Regions from separate parts of the Homo sapiens genome. Here region 1 is linked to region 2. A link is a loop called in an ENCODE intact Hi-C map of the cell type or tissue named here. Cell type or tissue: Caco-2. All regions are shown on one strand. Each heading gives the region's core, and the rest is flanking DNA. Links, peaks and the distances in the headings are about the cores only.

Region 1 (5,381 bases), core at 95-5,094, 170 kb after region 2:
TGAGGCAACCGTCCCGCCTTCGCCTCCAAAAGAAGGAATGGCATATAAAAGATAGTGATCTTTTGGTTCACAGTTTTCCCAAAGGAACCTTACAGGAATGCTTTTACTACTAGAAAACATACAGCAGCAGCTGGGCGCAGTGGCTCACGCCTGTAATCCCAGCACTTTGTGAGGCCGAGGCAGTTGGATCATGAGGTCAGGCATTTGAGAACAGCCTGGCCAACATGGTGAAACCCTGCCTCCACTAAAGATACAAAATTTAGCCAGGCATGGTGGCGCATGCCTGTAATCCCAGCTACTTAGGAGGCTGAGGCAGAAGAATTGCTTGAACCCGGGAGGCGGAGGTTGCAGTGAGCCGAGTTCATGCCACTGCACTCCAGCCTGGGTGACAGAGCGAGACTGTGTCTCAGAAAAAAAAAAAAATATAGCAGCAACAGGTTCAAACCCAACTCCACTGATTTAGTTGTGTGACCTTTATCAAGTTATATAACCAGATATTAAATTTCCTTATCTTTAAAATAAGGATATTACCCATTTCATACATCCAATTATTCGGATTAAAAATAGAGATTTTTAAAATGCCTTAAAGGATGCATTTATTCAACATATATTCAGTAAGGGCCTATTTAGTTGGCTCTGGTGATTCAACAGTGGACCAGACGATGAGATGCGGCTCTAATGAAATTTCATCAGGCCAGGCGTGGTGGCTCACGTCTGTAATCCCAGCACTTTGGTAGGCTGAGGCGGGAGGATTGCTTCAGCCCAGGAGTTCGAGACCAGCCTGGGCAATGTGATGAAACCCCATCTCTACAAAAAACACAAAAATTAGGCGGGCGTGTGGTGGCATGCGCCTACAGTCCCAGCTACTTGGGAAGAGCCTGAAGTGGGAGGATCATTTGAACCCTGGGGTCAAATCTGCAGTAAGCTGTGATTGCACCACTGCACTCAAGCCTGGGCAACAGAGTGAGACCCTGTCTCAAAAAAAAAAAAGAAAAAAGAAAAGAAAAAGAAACTTAGTCTAGTGGTACAGGGTATAAGTTACTCTAAAAAAATTCATCAACTTCTATTTCCTTTTATCTGAAGAGATAGAAATAGTAAATGTTTTCTAATGAAATGTTTATAATAGGGAGAAATTTGAATTGACTTTAAAACCCATGAAGTCCTAAACAGTGTTCACCTTTATGTTCTTAATTAAATCTTGTAGCGTTAATCTCCCTGTCTGCCAAATTTCCTACTGAAAGGAATGAGGCACCAGATGGCAGGGCATTTTCTCATCTACTCCACGCACAGAAGGAGCAGCGTGAAGCTATTTCCTTTGCCGGGTTTCACTCCTACTCTCCCAAAGACAGTATTAGGAGCTGCAAAGTTGGAGAAAACCCACAGACATCATACTCAAACAAACAAACAAACAAAAAAGAGTAAGGAAGAAAGGAAAAACAAGCAAACAAAAACAAAAACATTTTTATTAAAGTTTAGTAGACATTGCAATGAGCACTCAGCACTGTTAACGATTGTTCAAACCCTTAATCTACTAAGGGGGCTTTTAAATAGCCTCTAACAATATTTAAATAGCCTCTGTTATTATTAAGAAAAATAATAGCTGGGCGTGGTGGATCACGTCTGTGTTCCCATCACTTTGGGAAGCTGAGGCAGGCAGATCATGAGGTCAGGAGTTTGAGATCAGTCTGGCCAACATAGTGAAACCCCATCTCTACTAAAAATACAAAAAAATTAGCTGGGTGTGGTGGCGTGCACCTGTAATCCCAGCTACTCAGGAGGCAGAGGCAGGAGAATCGTGTGAACCCGAGAGGCGGAGGTTGCAGTGAACCAAGATCACACCGTTGCACTGCAGCCTGGGCAACAGTGCAAGACTCTGTCTCAAAAAAAGAAAGAGAAAGAAAAAGGAAAATACTAAACCAAAAAACAAAAATTGATAGGCTGGCTGTGGTGGCTCATGCCTGTAATCCCAGTAGGAGGATTGTTTGAGCCCAGGAGTTTGAGACCAGCTTAGGCAACATAGTGAGACCCCCATCTCTACAAAAAATAGAAAAAAAAGCCCGGCGTGGTGGCATGTACCTGTAGCCCCAGCTACTTTGGAGGCTGAGGTGGGAGGATTGCTTAAGCCCCATAAGTGGAGGATGTAGTGACCAGTGATTGCACCACTGCACTCCAACCTGAGCAACAAAGAGAGGCCCTGTCTAAAAAAAGAAAAGAAAAGAAAAATAGGCTTGAAGATAAGGTGTGTCGGTCCTTAACTCCAAGGCTTGAAATTCCCTTCCATGAGACCTCCCCCCCACCTCTACCCTAGCCGGCCAAAAGGCCCAGCCTCTCTTATTATATCACAGGGCAAGGAAGAAATTCGGGCGTGAGTACCTCAAGAAAAAGAAATTCATGGCAAGCCAGGGGCTTGCAGGTGCCAGGACTGATCCCCTAACTTTAGGAGGGCTCTTCTTACCTTTCCTCGATGAAACTGATGTCGAATTAGTGGCAGAGGTGGAAGAACCAAGCACCTTTCTGGGGGCTCGAGCAGCCACCACTGTGAAGAGAGGCAAAAAAGGGTGTTCAGAAGGGGCAGGAGGGTTCCGACACCGAGTCCTGGACCCCAGCAGCTTGGAGAGGAGAGCCTGGCGATCCAGAACAGCAGGATAACCTTACCCTGCCCCTGCGACTTCCTCTTCTAGGTAAAGGGGCCAGGCGGCTACTCCCTGGCTAGCTAGATGAGTTTGGCGCACAGGGCCCAGGGGGACCTCTGGCGTCTGTCGCCCGTGGCCAGGCTGCCGGGAGGACCCCCCCGCCCTCCAGTACCACACTCGATCGCCTCACCTTTTCTGTAAGTGCCTGGAACACTGTCTGCTTTAGTCCGCACCATGTTCAAACAAGAAGAGAGGAGAGGAGAGAACGAACTGACTTCCCAGCCGAGGGTGTTTCACTGGACAAGGACCCGAAAACTATCCCGCCACAGTTTATATTGGTCTCTTTCCCGCGCGCTCCAAGGTCTCTCCCGAGCCACCGCTCCCATTGGTTCCGCGCCGTTCCCCCTGAACCAATTGCCAATGCCCAGTGGTGACAGCGGCGAGGCTTCTTGCAGCGCGAATCCGTCCATCAACACGCAAAGGCCTAGGATTCGTAGGCGCCCCAGGTGGGCGGTACCAGGACTCTCCAGGGGTACCCGACTAGTGGGTGCTAAGTTTCTGAACTACAGAAATGAGCCTGCTTAGAAAAGAAAACCTAGCAAAGACAGCGAATTACAAACGATCTTCAAAAGTTACTATAGCTTTAAGTCCATAATGATTGACTCCTGGAGGTGAAACCTGAAATTAAGCGGACTTTTTGATGCAAATCAAAATTAAAAGAACTTGAGAACTTTCCTTTAGTCCCCCAGGCATGAACTCTTTGTACAGCATCCATACTAAAACAATTCTATGGAATGGGGAAAAGGAAGCTAATACAACTTGTTTACAAGGGTTTTTTTAAATGTCTTTAGGATGATGTGAGACTAAACAAAAACTAGGGGGATTGTATATACATACACACATAAAAAGAAACTAATAAAACGTCTTCTTGAGAACCGAATGGTGTCAGAGCTCCTAAATAATCTGCCAAATCTGCCAGGAGCGGGGACTCATGGCTGTAATCCCAGCACTTTGAGAGGCCGAGGCGGGCAGATCGCTTGACCCCAGGAGGTCGAGACCAGCCTGACCAACACGGTGAAACCCGTCTCTACAAAAAATATACAAAAATTAGCCGGGTGCAGTGGCATGTTCCTGTAATCCCAACTACTCGGGAGGCTGAGGTGGGAGGATGGCTTGAGTTCAGGAGACGGGAGATTGCTTGTGCCTAGGAGGGAGAGGTTGCAGTGAGCCATAATCACACCATGCACTCCAGCCTGGGCGACAGAGCGAGATCCTGTCTCAAAAAAAAAAAAGAAAGAAAGAAAGAAAAGAAAAGAAAGAAAGAAAAGAAAAGAAAAAAGAAAAGAAAGGCAAGGCAAGGCAAGGAAATGAAATGAAACGAAACGAAACGAAAAGACCCTGCCAAATGTGGTAAGACCACATCGCTGTCACACAGTGAGCATAACTCTAGGATAAAGGGTCATAATTTTTTTCTATCTTTATGCTTACCTTCTAATTACTCACAACACCCCTGGGGAGTGATTTTCACTCTCTAAATACCATACATAAAACAGAATCGGTCAGGCATGGTGGCTCACACCTGTAATCCTAGCACTTTGGGAGGCCGAGGCAGGCAGATTGCCTGAGCTCAGGAGTTCGAGACCAGCGTGGGCAACATGGTGAAACCCAGTCTCTACTAAAATAAAAATAAAAATAAAAAATAAAAAATTAGCTGGGAGTGGCGGCATGTGCCTGTAGTCCCAGCTACTCTGGAGGCTGAGGCAGGAGAATTCCTTGAACCCGGGAGGCGGAGGTTGCAGTGAGCCGAGATCACGCTACTGCACTCCAGCCTGGGCGACAGGGCGAGTCTCCGTCTCTAAAAACAACAACAAAAAACAGGATCAGATGAACTTGCTTTGGGATGTATTCTGTTAAATGCTCACTTGAAAGGCTACTCTAGAAGTGTAAACACAGCATTAATTCTCTCCAATGAATTGCTCGAACTTAGAATTAGGCTACTCAGTACTTTAACAGAATCAACAACTGCACTCTGTAACACAGATTTAAGGAATCTAGGCAACAGGTTAAATTAACACAATAATAGAAAATGTATTGGCAATTACCTGTAGTTTTGTCTTAACCTTGGTATCTAAGGTTACAGCCAAATCAACCGGAAAAATCCACAAGACCCAGGGCATTCCTTTGTTTTTTGTCCTCATGGCCCATCTCATTGCACAGTGGTTTTTTTGTGTGTGTGTTTTTTTTTTTTTGAGATGGAGTCTCACTTCTTCGCCCAGGTTGGAATGCAGTGGCGTGTTCTCGGCTCACTGCAATCTCCGCCTCCCGGGTTCAAGCAATTCTCCTGCCTCAGCCTCCCACGTAGCTGGGATTACAGACACGTGCCAAAACACTCGGCTAATTTTTGTATTTTCAGTAGAGACAGGGTTTCACCATGTTGGCCAGGCTGGTCTCAAACTCCTGACCTCAAGTGATCTGCCTGCCTCAGCCTCCCAAAGTGCTGGGATTACAAGTGTAAGCCACCACACCTGGCCAGCACAGTGGTTCTTAAATGCCATTATTTCCTTTCCAGTTTAAGTGGCTTCTACATAGGTCTGAATTACTTAATTTGAACTTATATTCCAGATTCCTGCAGAAAGAATAAGATAGTCTTTTCTCCTTGCCCACCTGCCAAGCAAGTTGCCAGAAAGAGTATCAAATATATATTTCCACCCGGGGCAGTCTACATATTACTATAGTTGTGTGTTTGTT
Region 2 (5,381 bases), core at 71-5,070:
TGAACAAAACAGTTTCCAAAGCCCAGGAGAGCATTTATAATGTAGACTAATGTAATTAGTCCCTGCTTCTTATCTCCAGAGCCAATTAGCCAATAATCCTTTTTGTGTGTTGTTTTAAAAAAATATTTATTTGTTTATGTTTAAATAGAGATGGGGTCTCACTATGTTGCTGATCTCAAACTCCTGGACTCAAGCAATCCTCCCACCTCAGCCTCCCAAAGTGCTGGGATTACAGGCATGAGCCACCGCATCTGGCCAGCCCCCTACACATTTCTTAAAAACATGAAGCCAGAGGCTCCTTCATTAACAACTGAGCATTGAAACAAAGCCCTCCACTGAACACTTTCAAGGATACCTTGAGTCCTTGCCAGGGGAGGCTGCCTCGAAGGAAATACATGAACATATGGCCTAGGGCTTCCAAATCATCTCTCCGGCTTTGCTCTAAAAGGGAAGACAGATCACACATTATGTTTGCAGTTATTAAAGCAGAAAGAGGTTCAAAACCAAGTAATCCCTTCAGAAACCCTTCGGCTCTGGAAAGGCTCTGCTTACTAATTACTTGTATATTTAAACCAAGGATAGTATTTTAGATCAAAACCCTAAACCGATGTGTACTTCCTTTGCCTAGATCTGTTGATGGTAAGTAAATATCAAGAGAAAAGAGCAAATTCTGAATTAAAACCAAGCCCAAATCACTAAACAGTGAATTTCCACCCCTCACTCAATGCTGTCACCTTCCTGAAAGTGATAAAATTTTAATGAAATGCTATTTCCAGTATATGGGCTACAATTACCTTTTAGTTACCACCAGAGAGTGAGCAGCAGATTAAGCAACCCAAACTGTTAAAACAGTCCATTCTGGCTAGGCCTGCAAAGATACAAGCTGCAAAATGCCTAGCAAACATGCCAAGTGCTTTTTATTCATCATAAAAATTAACACTTAAAATTAAGTTTCATATCAATGAACATCAGTACATACTCTCTTGGCTCCCATTCAATTTGTACCATGTCCTATAACCTCAAAAACATTTTAGAATTTATTACTAAGGTCTCCTCAAAATTAGATGGGTAAGGCTACACACATCTGTAGTGCCAGCTACTTAAGAGGCTGACGTGAGAGGATCGCTTCGGCCCAGGAGTTCGAGATAAGCCTGGGCAACATAATGAGACCTCATCCCAAAACAAAATAAAACAAAAAATCAAAGTCCCTGCATTCTGGAAGCGTATCTAAAACAAGTTGCTGGGTTTTTCTCTCCTTTTAATTGGGAAGGTGAAGATGACAAAGAACTGCAAAATAGTTAACAAAAAACTGCAACTTCATCTCAGAAAACATCCTACACATTCTTTGATTGTTAGAATCTAAGTAGTACACACCTTCGTTTCTTTATTCTTTTTTACAGACAGAGTCCTTGCTCTGTTTCCTAGGCTTGAGTGCAGTGTTGTGATCATGGCTCACTGCAGCCTCAAATTCCTGAGCCCAAGGGACCCTTCTGCCTCAGCTGAGTAGCTAGGAATATAAGTGTGTGGAACCACACTCGGCTAATTTATTTATTTTTATTTTTTGTGAAGATGGGATGTCGCTATGTTGCTCAAGCTGGTCTCAAACTCCTGGCCTCAAGCAAATCTAACATATCAGCCTCCCAAACTGCTGGGATTACCCATGTGAGCCATTGCACCCAGTCCATGCATTCATTTTGAATTTGCCAATTATGGTTTAGTCTCAGATTTCTTTTTTCTTTTTTTTTTTTTTTTGAGACAAGGTCTCGCTCTGTTGCCTAGGCTAGAGTACAGTAGCATGTTCTTGGACACTGCAGCCTCGCCCTCCTGGGCTCAAGTGATCCTCCCACCTCAGCTTCCTCACTAGCTGGGACTACAGGCATGCACCACCATCCCTGGCTACTTTTTGTATTTTTTATAGTTACTGGGTTTTGCCATGTTTCCCAGGCTGGTCTTGAACTCCTGGGCCAATCAAGCAATCAACCAGCCTTGGCCTCCCAAAGTGCTGGCACTACAGGTGTGAGCCACCACACCTGGCCCATCTCAGACATTTTATGTGTTTATTTTTCAGAATCAAGTTTAGGGCTTTATCTGAATAAACTACAGAAGCAAGACTAAGAGGCTACCTTCAACTTGATTGTGCTTTCTTTGTACAGAAAGTAAAACCCAAGAGAGCCAGAGAAAGCCACTCAGCTAACTCAAAATACAGAAGTGCAACATGTTTAACTATTGCCTTAAATTATAGGGAATTTGCATGAAAAAGAATAGTAGTCTACAGGGTAGATGAAGAAAGAAAAGGCAACTTTTTAAATAATGATTTGATGGAGGTTGTAAAAAGATGGTTACTAATGGGAAGGAGAGGTACCCTGACAGAGATAAATAACATAAAACTGAGTTGGTATACAACAATTGAAACAATCTTAAAAAGAATGAAAACAGCATGACCATCAGAATCCTTTGTCTACATGGCTTGTCTGAAGTTTGCAATAAAATATTCATAATTGAAAAAAAAAGCAGTTATACAAAAACAGTTTGTTGACACAACCTAAGGATGCACAAATGAAAAAGAGAAAAGAACAAGGAGAGTTGAGTGGAGGCCTCCCACAAAGCAGGGCAGATAGAGAAACGACTCTGCAGTTTCTCATACTGTATCACACCTACTCATTGCCTCTCCATTTTTATATCCACTTCCTGTAACAAGAAGCCCCTTGGTTATTAAAAATTCACTGGACAAATGTTTGAATTTTAAACAGTTGAGCACTAGAGGGCGAAAACTCTCCACATTTTCAATATTGATCAGGCCTACAGAAAAAAGATTTCACAGCAAAATAAATTATGAGATTAATATATTTTTAAAACTCACTGGAATAAGTAATAAAGTAACTTTTCAAATCCTGAGAACTATGAAAAAGAACTATAGAATATGGGACAATAGGAAAAATAAGGGTTCCTAAATCAGGAAGGGTACCTAAATAAGGTACCCAAAATAAGGGTACCTAAATCAGCTCAACGATTTAGGTATCTAGATCTTGGTTTATCCTTTCCACTAATTTAATCCAGTGAAATTAAGCATGGTCAAGTCACCTACTTTGGGTCTCAGTTTCCTCATCTGAAAATAAAGTGTTCAATCTGGGGAGAATTTGAAAAGTCATTTTCCAGCTCTAAAATTCTAAAATAATCTGATAACTTAAGCCTTTAGGGCCTTTCAGGAAAAAAATAAGAGTGAAAACCAGAGCATGCTTTATTTTCATACGACTTTGAACACTCCACACTTGTCCAATTCATTATTTCTACATGCCCTCATTTTTTCATGCAGCATATTTTCATTTTCAAAGAAGAAAGGTTTCCAATACCAGTGAGACCAGCAGGACACAAAATTCTTCAATTCTTCTGATTGGTTGAAAGGTGTGCTTTCATCCAATCAGAAAGATGTGCTTGGTTTACATGCATAACATCCCTGATTTTAGGTTAAATATATTTGTTGAAGGCAGGGAGCAAGGTAACCCAGTGTTCTCACCCTAATTTCAACCATTAAATAATATAAATTGGGCTTCTCAGTAAAAGCTTAATCAGTGGGAAGGTGGCTACTATGGTCTGGATTTCTGTCCTTCCCCCGGACCCCCCAACACACACAAACCTCACGTTGAAATTTGATCCCAATGTTCGAAGCTGGGCCAAATGGAAGGTGTTTGGGTCATGGGGGTATATCCCTCATTAACTGATTAACGACCTCCCTTAGGGATGAGTTCCCAAGAAAGCAGGTTGGTGAGAAGAGCCTAGCACCCCCCTTCCCATGTGATCTGCACATGCTGGCTGCTCCCCTTCCCCTTACACCATGAGTGGAAGCAGCATGAGGCCCCTGAGGCCCTCACCAGATGCAGATGCCAGTGCCATGCTTCTTGTACAGCCTGCAGAACCCTGAGCCAAATTTAAAGGTCTTTTCTTTATAAAATGACCCAGCCTCAGGTATTCCTTTATAGCAACACAAAATGGACTAAGTAAGTGTGGCTACTCTGATGTGGCAACTAATGCAAGGTTTAGGAGGCTTCTTCTCTTGTCCTCCTCCTCTGTAAAATTAAGAAGTGATTTTCTCAAAGCCATTTGAAAATACACATCTCAGTCATTTCTTCTTTGCAACACAAAAAAATGCAACACATTTAAAAACCAATAGCATTAGAGTTCCTACAAAAACTTCTATCGTTTGAGGCATGGGAAAGAGTTTAAAAAGCAGTGACAACTTTCTTTATGTATTCTCTGTAATGCAGAGAGCACAAAATATGATGACAGGTTAGATTTGACCTGAAAAACTCTGGTACTCAGTAAGCCAAGTCTGGGGGTAAACTCAAAAGTCCCGGCAGGAATGGCAGTACACCAAGAGATGAAACAGACTGATGCACAGTAGATGCTTAAAACAGATTTTGTTGAATAAATAATAATCGGGATAATTACAATATGGACTGATATTACTATTATCAGGCATTATGCTAAACATTTTACATACATTATCTCATAGAACCATATATTACAGGCATAATTATCATACCCATTTTATACATGAGATAACCGAGGCTGAGGGAAGAAGGTTATTGGATCAAAATTACATAGCTATTAAGAAAGAGCGCCAGGATTTGCATCCTTTTTCTTAACCACTACTCTGTATCTTATACAAACATAACATGAACACCCATCCCTTGTCTGTTCTTGTCTTTCCTCTTAAGAACAATAAAATTAGTACACAAATGGCTGAGCCCAGGAAGTGGGCATTAAAACAACTTCTAGAGTTTGTCAGTTAAACCACATAATCTTAAGTTTATTATTTAAGATACAGTTTTTGTTTCCTTGTAAAATGGAAAATTACTTGTCATTGTGAAGGAAGAAGGGGATGCTGAGCACTATGCAAGAGACCTATGTCAGACATGGTGCTTTCACATATATTATCCATTCAACCCTCAAAATATCCCTGTGAAGCATTACCCTCATTTTACAGAGGAGTTTCAGTGAGATTAAGTAACTTGTCCAAAGTAACGCTGATAGTAAGTACCAGAGGACCTCTAGTCTAATTTTAAAGTATTACATTTACTTAAGTGAGGATTTCCATGTGGTTACTGAAAAAATCTTGATAACATCATAATTTCAAATCGAATTGTATCATACTACTTTGTAATGCCATTTTTTACTCTTCACTATCACTTGAATTCCTCAGGTGAATAACCTGTGTAGTTTACTCAATGAGGGAACTTAGTAGATATTACATTAGTCTTTAAAATACTTATTAATGTGCAGGCCAGGCATGGTGGCTCACATCTATAATCCCAGTGTGTTGGGAGGCTGAGGCAACAGGATCTCTTGAAACCAGGAGTTTGAGACCCGCCTGGGGAACACAG

What was found. A loop is a pair of places that touch in the nucleus more often than their neighbours do. Peaks named below come from ENCODE experiments on the same cell type or tissue, not always from the same donor. Only the 100,000 strongest peaks of a DNase experiment are listed, where the experiment ranks them.
Region 1: a loop joins it to region 2, with 8 times the contacts of the local background. A loop is called at or near these places in 6 of 110 quality-filtered maps.

What each region holds. Positions count from the first base shown.
Region 1 is chr15:64,378,503-64,383,883 of GRCh38, forward strand. PCLAF (PCNA clamp associated factor) reads right to left here and starts at 2,939. Exons shown (of 4, transcript NM_014736.6): 1 at 2,824-2,939; 2 at 2,456-2,536. The coding sequence starts at 2,869. RefSeq lists an enhancer at 2,600-3,110. In Caco-2, for the core only: no CTCF peak of the experiment used is centred there; a DNase peak (open chromatin) is centred at 3,059; H3K4me3 peaks cover 1,778 bases.
Region 2 is chr15:64,207,154-64,212,534 of GRCh38, forward strand. CSNK1G1 (casein kinase 1 gamma 1) reads right to left here. Exons shown (of 12, transcript NM_022048.5): 7 at 356-441. Among named protein-coding and RNA genes, the nearest start is that of PPIB, 47 kb to the left of the region's middle. In Caco-2, for the core only: CTCF peaks have their summits at 2,780 (motif pointing right) and 2,996; no DNase peak of the experiment used is centred there.